Regions from separate parts of the Homo sapiens genome. Here region 2 is linked to region 1. Evidence: chromatin contacts called from ENCODE Hi-C data. All regions are on one chromosome and are shown on one strand. Each heading gives the region's core, a stretch centred on a gene start or an enhancer-like site at or near the end of the contact. The rest is flanking DNA. Distances are from core to core; before and after follow the strand shown. Region 1 overlaps LOC105373390 (a long non-coding RNA gene). Region 2 overlaps EIPR1 (EARP complex and GARP complex interacting protein 1).

What was found. Hi-C counts contacts between places; a loop is a spot of excess contacts on that map. Pooled maps may share reads with other maps.
Region 2: a map of mammary epithelial cell shows a loop between it and region 1 (4-fold over the local background). The contact joins two enhancer-like sites. A Hi-C loop is called at or near these places in 1 of 168 maps with a recorded cell type or tissue (mammary epithelial cell), 1 of 37 single-sample maps with no recorded cell type and 1 of 50 pooled maps.

Annotation. Positions count from the first base shown.
Region 1 is chr2:2,740,288-2,745,119 of GRCh38, reverse strand. All of the region lies in intron 2 of LOC105373390 (a long non-coding RNA gene), which reads left to right. Among named protein-coding and RNA genes, the nearest start is that of LINC01250, 380 kb to the left of the region's middle. Within about 2 kb of position 1,804, at least 3 of the 41 ENCODE cell types and tissues checked have a DNase peak (open chromatin) inside an H3K27ac peak, as active enhancers do.
Region 2 is chr2:3,300,458-3,305,491 of GRCh38, reverse strand. All of the region lies in intron 3 of EIPR1 (EARP complex and GARP complex interacting protein 1), which reads left to right. Among named protein-coding and RNA genes, the nearest start is that of EIPR1, 75 kb to the left of the region's middle. Within about 2 kb of position 2,035, at least 9 of the 41 ENCODE cell types and tissues checked have a DNase peak (open chromatin) inside an H3K27ac peak, as active enhancers do.

The sequences.
Region 1 (4,832 bases), core at 555-3,054:
CCCCAATCCTGAACCAAAAGCCGTCAAGGAAGTCTCCATGCAGATGTAGTTTGCCTGCAGCCCCAACTCTGTAAACTGGGGGTTCGTCCACCACTTGGAGAATTGTGAGCTCACTTCGGAAGCTGCAAAGGCTGCCTCAGAGGCTTCAGGATGTCCTCAGAGATACTGGCCTGAGTTGGACAGAGAGTCCACATATGCGCTTCCCATAACAGTTTTTCTCCCCTTTTTTGCTAAGAGAAAACCACAGTGAGAAAATTCTAGCACTGTTCTTTTTGGCTCCAGACCCTTACAGGGCTGTTGGCACTGGGTAGATTCCTCTCAAACCTTTTCACTTGGGCCCACGTCGCAGTCCTGTGTTTCCCACTGCCCCAGCACCACTCCACCTAACGTCTCGTCTGCCGCAGAAGCTGAACTGACCTTCATTCTCTCCAAACGTGCCCTTTGGTTCTTCTGCTTTGGCTAACAGCAAAGTGTTGTCAGTTTAATTTTCTACTCTTAAATGGAGAACTTACTGTGTGCTGGGTTTTCTTCCAGACAGCCAAGACAAAAGAAAGAAAACATGAACAGGGGAGAGGGGGACTAACATTGATGGAGTGTCTGTCATGTGGCAGGCTTTGTAAACACATGGAAAAGAGAATAATAACCAAATCCTGAGAGGCAGCCATTTTTATTCTCCTTTAGAGGGGAAACTGAGGTGTAATGAGATTGGTCCTTCTCCAACATTCACACAAACAGTGACTGGCACAGGCTGAATTTAAGCCCAGGTATGTAGATTCCAGATATGATCCTGGCGCGTGATCTGCATCTGAATGGCTTTAGTCCAGTGGGGTGTCTGGAATTATGCACAGCCTAATAGAGTCGCTTTGCATAACCTCTTCTAAAAAGTAGATCCTCGTGAAACACGTCACTTTCTCCAAGGAGAACTGATTTAGGAGAGCAAAGATTAAAGTAGTGGGCCACAGACTGAGAAAAAGAGCAAGGTTTATTGTCTACCTGTGCTAAGCAGTGTCCTTTCTTTATTAAATCAGGTTGTTATAGCACACACACTTCCTCAGCTGTTAGTATAAGGCAGAACACATATGCAAACAATGCCCACGAGCCCTCCCTCACTGAGCTTGCATTCTGGTAGGGGAGACAGGCACTAGACACGTAATCAAGCAAGTCAGTATTGGAATGGAATTCTGGCGAGTTCTGTGAAGGAAAGCGGTATGTTGGCCTCTAAGGAGCAGCAAGGACTCACCCGGCTCCAGGGCAGCCAAGGAGGCTTCCTTGAGGAGGTGATTGTCACTGGGTGGCCTGCAGGTTGAAGGAGAGTTAATCAGACAGGAAGAGATGGGGATTCCGGTGGGGCGTAGAAAAAGAAATCTTGCAGACACACACAACGACACGTGCAAGGGTCTCAAGGTGGGGAGGGAGCGGAGAGAGTGGGCAGAGGGCAGGGCTGGAGGAATGAAGGAGCATGTGCTGTGCAGGGTAAGGCAGGTGGATTGCAAACACGCCCATCTCTGCATCCTCTGGGGACTCGTGACCTTCTCACTCTGAGCCTGCAGCTTCTGCCTTCAGGAGTTGGAGTCTAAACCCCTCCAGCCACCCTGCCGCCAAAACCGGGCCTGCCTTGCTTTGACTAAAAGGACATGGTGAGCACAAACCCTTCTGAGCCTCAGCCTCAGCCTCAAAAGGCCTGTGTGCTTCTTCCCACTCCCTCTCTGTCTGTCTCTCTCAATTCCGCCCAGGCAGAGGCCAGTGACACAAGCCAACGCCATCCTAGGCCAGCCAGCTCCAGCTCCCCCGTCAATGAGACAGACTCAAGCATGAGCCCAGCTGAGATCAGCAGATCCAGCCCCCATGAGAAGGGCTGCCAAGCTGACTCATAGACTCAGTGAGAAGTAAGAAATAGCTGTAATTTTAAACCACTAAATTTTGGAGTGGTGCGTTAGGCTGCAATAGCCATTTCATCCACACAGGAAAGAAGTAGGGATGGTGAGAACCGTAGGTCACATTAAGAATTTTTTATTTTATCCCAAGGGCAAGCCAGTGAGGCATTTTTCTTTTCTTTTCTTCCTTTCTTTTTTTTTTTTTTTTTTTTTTTTTTTTTGCAGGGAAGTGATATGATTAAGTTGGCATTCTAGAGAGACAATTTTCTGAGCAGTCAGAGAACAGCAGCTGTGTGGGAGGCTCTCATTCACAAATGACATCACCAGTATGTCTCTAGGAAACAAAGCCTGACCTCTTTGTTTCTGTTACCTGCTATCGTGCTCATTAGCTAAATTTTATCAACCTCTCTGGGTCTTAAATCCATGAGCATTAAGGCAGCTCTGAGTGAGAGGCTACAACCATTCACTGCGGCCACAGATTTCACCAGAGAGCTGGTGACAATAAGTGAATATTCACTAATCCATTCCATGTACAACACCAGCCAGCCACCCACATACCTTCACATCCACCCATCTGCCCACCCCGCCATTCGTCACTCCTTCCATCCCCCCGTCCATCCATCCTCCCTTTCTTCCTTTGATGGAGGGTGACCTTTGCACCTGTCTAGCTAAGTATAATCCCTCCATTTTTCCTTAGGTCTCAGTGGCCTCACCTCTGTAAAGACCTTATTTTCCAGACATTCTTCACTCTAAATCCTGCATTGTCCCTTTCTTCTCTCTATTGTTTTATTTCCAAGAGCAGATACACATGATTTATTTCTTCATTCCTTAGTAAATCCTCTTGACTTTTCTTTGTCCTCAAGGTATCACCTTGTGTATCTAGTTCCCTTGATAGACAAACTCCCTGAAAGGGTACCTACCTGCACTTCCTCCACTTCTCCCCTGCTATGCTCTCACAGCGGCCATCAGTCTTCTCTGCATCCTCCAACAAAACTCTTCTCATCAATATCAAGTGATCAGGCCTTGTTCTTTCCTCCTTGAAGCCATTTCTCTATGTGGCCTTCAGGACATCACCTGCCTCATGTTTCTCCTACTGCTCTGTCTCCTTCTTCTCAGTCTCCATTGCAGATAACTTAAAGCTGGCACATCAGGGCTTAGTCTTTGAAATGTTTTTATTATGGTCACATTTATGCTTTACTGATTCCATTCAGAGTCATAGCTCTAAACACCCTCTGGATGTTGATGAGTCCCATTGCATATGTGCAGCCCCATTCTCTCCACAAACTCCACACTCATCTATAAAACTGTGTGTGTACAGCAATTCTGCTTAGGTGTTCAACAACTGCAAGAGGTCCCATGTGAACTTCAAAGCCTGCTTCTCTTGCTTTCTTCCTAAGTCAGCTAATGATTGTCACATCCTTCCAGTTACTCAGCCCAAATACATAAGAATGACTTTTATCTCTTTTTTTTAATTCTCTGAATGCATTACTAATCCATCTTCAAATCCTGTTGAGTGTGCCAACAAAATACAAACAGCAATGACTACTGCTCAACAGCTTCTTCTGTCTGGGTATAAAAATGGTCTCAACCCACTCTCCCTGCACTCACCTTGAACCTTAGAGTCAATGCTCAGCACAGGAACCAAAGTCACTGTAAAACACAAATGATACATGAGCATTCCACTGATTAAAAGCAAGATACTCATAAGATTTGCTGTGTACTCAGATTAAACCTAAATCGAAGCCTGTGGGACAGAGTCCTACGTGATCTTACCTCCATCAGGACTCTGACCACTGGATTCCATAGTCACTTGTGCTTATTCCACATTACCCATGCTAGACGCCTCCTGGTCTTTAAAGAAACTCGGCAGGCTCGGCTGGGTGCAGTGGCTCACGCCTATAATCCCAGCACTTTGGGAGGCCGAGGCGGGCAGATCACGAAGTCAGGAGATCGAGACCATCCTGGCTTACATGGTGAAACCCTGTCTCTACTAAAAATACAAAAAATTAGCTGGGCATGGTGGCGGGTGCCTGCAGTCCCAGCTACTTGGGAGGCTGAGGCAGGAGGATGGCATGAACCCAGGAGGCGGAGCTTGCAGTGAGCCGAGATCCCGCCATTGCATTCCAGCCTGGGCGACAGAGCAAGACTCTGTCTCAAAAAAAAAAAAAAAAAAAAAAAAAAAAAGAAGGAAAAATAAAGAAACTAGGCAGGCTCAGGCCTAAGAGCTGTGGCATTGATATTCCCATTTATTGTAGTGCTCTGCCATCAGCCTGATCCTCACGCCAGCAGGGGATTCTCCAGCAGCCTCCTCCTCACACCAGCAGGTGATCATCTATCAGCTTCCTCCCTCAGTCCAGCAGGTGCTCCTTCATCAGCCTCCTCCTCACTCCTACAGGTGCTCCTTCCTCAGCCTCCTCCCTCAGTCCAGCAGGTGCTCCTCCATCAGCCTCTGCCCTCAGTCCAGCAGGTTCTCCTCCATCAGCCTCCTCCTCACTCCAGCAGGTGCTCCTCCATCAGTCTCCTCCCTCAGTCCAGCAGGTGCTCCTCCATCAGCCTCCTCCTTCAGTCCAGCAGGTGCTCCTCCATCAGCCACCTCCCTCACTCCAGCAGGTGCTCCTCTAACAGCCTCCTCCCTCGGTCAAGCAGGTGCTCCTCCATCAGCCTCCTTCCTCACTCCAGCCAGTGCTCCTCCATCAGCCTCCTCCTTCAGTCCAGCAGGTGCTCCTCCATCAGCCTCCTTCCTCACTCCAGCCAGTGCTCCTCCATCAGCCACCTCCCTCACTCCAGCAGGTCCTCCTCCATTAGCCTCCTCCCTCACTCCAGCTGGTGTTCCTCCATCAGCCTCCTCCTCACCTCAGCAGGTGCTTCTCCAACAACAGCCTCCTCCCTCAGTCCAGCAGGTGCTACTCCTTTCATCTCCTTCTCATTCCAGCAGATGGTCCTCAATCAGCCTCCTCC
Region 2 (5,034 bases), core at 786-3,285, 560 kb before region 1:
TGAACTGACGGGAGTGGAGGGTTGAACTGGACGGGATTGGAGGGCTGAACAGGACGGGAGTGGAAGGTTGAACTAGATGGGATTGGAGGGTTGAACTGGACGGGAGTGGAGGGCTGAACTGATGGGACTGGAGGGCTGAACGGGATGGAAGTGGAGGGCTGAACTGGACGGGAGTGGAGGGTTGAACTGGACGGGACTGGAGGGCTGAACTGGACGGGAGTGGAGGGCTGAACTGTACGGGAGTGGAAGGTTGAACTGGACGGGATTGGAGGGCTGAACAGGACGGGAGTGGAAGGTTGAACTGGATGGGATTGGAGGGTTGAACTGGACGGGAGTGGAGGGCTGAACTGATGGGACTGGAGGGCTGAACTGGACGGGAGTGGAGGGCTGAACTGGTTGGGAGTGGAGGGTTGAACTGGACGGGAGTGGAGGGTTGAACTGGACGGGAGTGGAGGGTTGAACTGGACAGGAGTGGAGGGTTGAACTGGACGGGAGTGGAGGGTTGAACTGGACGGGAGTGGAGAGTTGAACTGGACGGGATTGGAGGGCTGAACTGGACGGGACTGGAGGGTTGAACTGGACGGGATTGGAGGGTTGAACTGGACGGGAATGGAGGGCTGAACTGGATGGCAGTGGAGGGCTGAACTGGACGGGACTGGAGGGCTGAACTGGACGGGAGTGGAGGGCTGAATTGGACGGGACTGGATGGCTGAACTGGACGGGACTGGAGGGCTGAACTGGACAGGAGTGGAGGGCTGAATTGGACGGGACTGAAGGGCTGAATTGGACGGGAGTGGAGGGTTGAACAGGACGGGAGTGGAGGGCTGAACTGGACGGGACTGGAGGGCTGAACTGGACGGGAGTGGAGGGCTGAATTGGACGGGAGTGGAAGGTTGAACTGGACGGGATTGGAGGGCTGAACAGGACGGGAGTGGAAGGTTGAACTGGATGGGATTGGAGGGTTGAACTGGACGGGAGTGGAGGGCTGAACTGATGGGACTGGAGGGCTGAACTGGACGGGAGTGGAGGGCTGAATTGGACGGGACTGAAGGGCTGAATTGGACGGGAGTGGAGGGTTGAACAGGACGGGAGTGGAGGGCTGAACTGCAGGTGTCAGGATCACATAGTCTTGGTTGCTGGATGTGGAGCAGAACCATGTCTTCTGATGAGGTTGCCTGGGTGATTCTGAGAAACGCTGGGAACCCTGGACACTTTGTTCCTCAGCCCTGGCCATCTCAACTCCGATCTCGCCAGACCACCTCCCCGCGCACAGCACGCTGTTCCCTGGATCTCTGCAGCCTTGCGTGGCGCTCCGTGGGGTCTTGGGAAGATCATCTCTGTGGCTTCACCGCTGCCTGTCCGCGTGCCTGGGCGTTTCCAGCCCTTCAGATGGATCCTTTCTGTGTGAACTTGGTGACCGTGTCTGTCTTCCTACATCAGAGTCAGCAAATCACACAGTGGGGATTTTGTAACAGGAAATCTTTTCAAACCATGCAACAAGTACTGTAAATCGGAGATTTGAGTGATAGGGTTTTATGAGAATCTTCATTATTCAACCCAAATTATATGACTGTATAAGATTTTTAACAGTCTTCCTTTGACAGCGATTGACTCTTTGGGGTTATACTCTGTCTGTTATGGCTGGTCAGCCTGCTGTGATTCCCGGTCCTCCCAGCACCCGATGGATCCCGCCGTCTGCCAGCAGAGGGCGAAGCTTCCCGGGCGCAGAGGCCGCACCGTATCACGTGTCGTCTATTGTGTTCACGGTGCCGGGAAACACTCAGAAGTCAGGTTGCCGGCGTCTGGCGGGTTTGTGGCTGCTCCTTATCTTTGGAGTAGTCTTCCTGTGCTTGGGGAAATTTCCTAGGTTATTAGTCGCATTTCCCAATATGAAAATAAGAAATCTATTTTCCAGTTTCGCTGTGACCCGACTCTGCTGGCCTGAGCATTTGGGTGAGACTGATTCAGACGTGGCAGCGTGAGGGGACAGTGGGGGCTGCCACTGCTGCTGTGAGTGGCGGTCGAGGTGGCAGCAGTGCCGGTGACTTCCAGGTGGTGGTCGGTCCCTGGCACGCAGCAGCCTAAGGCAGCAGCAGAGCTGTGGGGTGGCTTCCTTTGTGCTGGATGGGGGCCGCAGAGACTCCCCTGCTGGGCCATGGCCCTGGTGAGGCTCCGAGCTTGGCCCCCAGAGGCTCCCCTTAGCCTGGCCCTCGGCATGGCTGGTGAGAGTGAGCTGCCTGGCACCCCTCCCCTTCCACCCAGCCCCTCACGTTGATCTCCTTTTCTGCTTAATCAGCCGGAGCCAGCTTTTGTGAATTGCAACTAAAAGTGCAGCAAATACACGTGACGTTGGGCTGTGTAAGTCCCCAGGCTGGGGATGGTTACATAGGTGGACACAAGGGCACTGGCTGTCACCACAACTGAGTGCAGCTGTGAGCCAGCGCCACTGTCACTTTTCAGCGGTCTTCATATTTAATCTCCACAACTCTTGAGTCACAATTTCAGTTTTACAGATGAAAAAAACGGAGTCAGATTTCGTGTCCCTGCTGTGGCTGCCCAGGCCCTCCCTCCTGCTGACCTTGGCCCTGGAGCTTCTGCCCTTTTCCTCTGTTCTGTTCTCAGTATTGATCCCTCTCTGCTGCATGCCAGACGCCCTGCTGGAGCGCCCCGAGCTCAGCCATGCAGACACGGCTGGCCTGGCCTTTGGGAGCCTGTCGTCTGATGGGAAGACAGACACAAAGCAAGCAGTTCACCCAGAGTGACAGTGACAAGGTGGCGGGGGTTCCAGGATGCAGGGAGGGCTGTGGATCCGCAGCGGGCCTGGGCTTCTGGCAATGGCCACTGCAATGGGGCACAACCTCTGGTTCCGCGACGTCACGTCACTGCCATCGCTGTCTTCATCCGGCCTGTCGCCATCCACCAACTGCACTCAGGATCAGCTTGCTAAAGCCCAGCAGCAGAAGGAGAAGCAGCCAACAGAAAAGAACTGGGAGGCAAAGAAAGGAGAGTGTGGTGCTGGGAGGATGAGACAGCATGAGAAAGCCAAGGACCTGGATTTCAGAAGAGGGATTGTCTTCTAATTGCTTGAAACCGCAGTTTGCCACTCACCACACGTTTTATTTAAATTTAAATTTTAATTAATTGTTAACATTTAAATTTTTTGTAGAGACAGGGTCTTGCTGTGCTGCCCAGGCTTCACCAGAACCACAGAATATCAGGCGGTGACTCTGATCCTGTGATTCATTAGACATTGGCCCAGAGGCACCCTCGTTAAACTCAAAGCTGATTGAGTTTAGGAAATCAGGGGTTTTCTTTTTGCTGTATGCCGGAAAGTTTTCAGGTGGCTGGATCTGGAACCCCAAGTCGCTGAGGGAGTATTCTATACACAGGTTTCTTGAATTCAGTTCCACTCTGGAGATTTTCCCACTGCTGGCGTGGCCTCAGGAGCCCTGTAAAAGAGTCCTGTGAGCTTCTGCTTTATCGCATCTGGCAGTCTCTCCGCCTTCAGAGCCCTCATGGTGGTCCTGTCAAATCCTAACTGATGCGCTGCTCCGCCTTCTGGCCTCCTGACCCTTGTTTTAGAAGTGAGAAGCCCAGATGTGAGTTCTAAATTTGTTTTTATTCCCACGTGTTCCTGATAGAAACACCTACCACATCTAACACCTAAGACATTTTAAATGGTGGGTTTGAGTATCCACAGGTATCAAAGATGACTAACCATCCCTTGCCACTTGTCACTTTATTTTTATCCTACTGTGTTATTTTATCACCTTGAGACTGTATTTAATCAGTCTCTGAAATGAAAATAAGAGGTTTGAGGTGTCAAACAAATATTATAAGACCAGAAACACTTTTCTCGTTTGGTTTTGTTTTTAACACAGTTCAGGTATGTTTGGCCACCATTGTGGGTACCTGAGTAAGAACTAATTACTCAATAATGAGCCTGGCCCACTTGGAAGAAGAAAGAGCATTGTCTGACTTAGTGACCTGGCCTGGGAGACTCCTCAGTGTTCAGATGGCTGTCCCCTGGCAGGCACAGGGAGTGAAGGCCAGTTCTCCTTGGAGCATTCTCTAACTTAGTGACCTGGCCTGGGAGACTCCTCAGTGTTCAGATGGCTGTCCCCTGGCAGGCACAGGGAGTGAAGGCCAGTTCTCCTTGGAGTCCCCGGGACCTGCCTCCATGCTTGTTGTTGTGAAGGGGTCAGAAAGAAGATGTGTGTTTGTTGCCGTCTACTGCATCTCACTTGGAACTGAGTCACTCATCCCGGAAGCTGCATCTGAAAAGCAAGGCTCATTGCGGAATCTCATGCAGACACAGAGGAACTTGCGTGCCCGTGATGCTGACCTCTGCTTGTCCAAAGAAACTGTCATTTCCCAAAACATTTTTGGAACTTTTCTTTCAGAAATGCTCTAAAAGTCAGCTTCAGTGCCATCTGAGAAAATCTCTCTGCTGTGTTTTTGTAGGATACTTTTTGGCTCCTGATAATTTAGCCCTATGAATCATCTTTTTCATTCATCAGGCTGGCCTCTGAGATTTTTGACTATTTTGAGAACTGTACCCTGAAAAACAAGATTTCTCCTAATGAAGAACACACAGAAGCCTGTGCTGTTGGAATTGGCACTGTCCGGAGTTCACAGGTTCACTCGCTCACTCGCTGTTTATAACCCATGACATATATACTCTCTTGTAGAAAACATGCCTGGGCGACAGCTGGTTTACAAACGCTTTTGGACCATTAGGTATTTGTATGATTGGGACATCGGGACTTCCCAGCATCATCCAGAAATAAGTGCATTGTGTGTACCTTCTTGTTTTTGTTTTTGGTTGATTCTTTTTTTTTTTCATGGAAATGGTATTGGCAAGAAGGCTGTTTGATAGGGTATTAGCGCGAAAGCCCATTTGACCCTGAAGTACAGCCTTGAGAAACGGACACATTGGAGAGGCTGTGAGGCAAGGATGTGGCCGTGGACATGCAGGTGGCATTGAGGCGAGACTGCTGGGAGCCCAGTCCAGGCTTTTTAGGGAGCAATGAT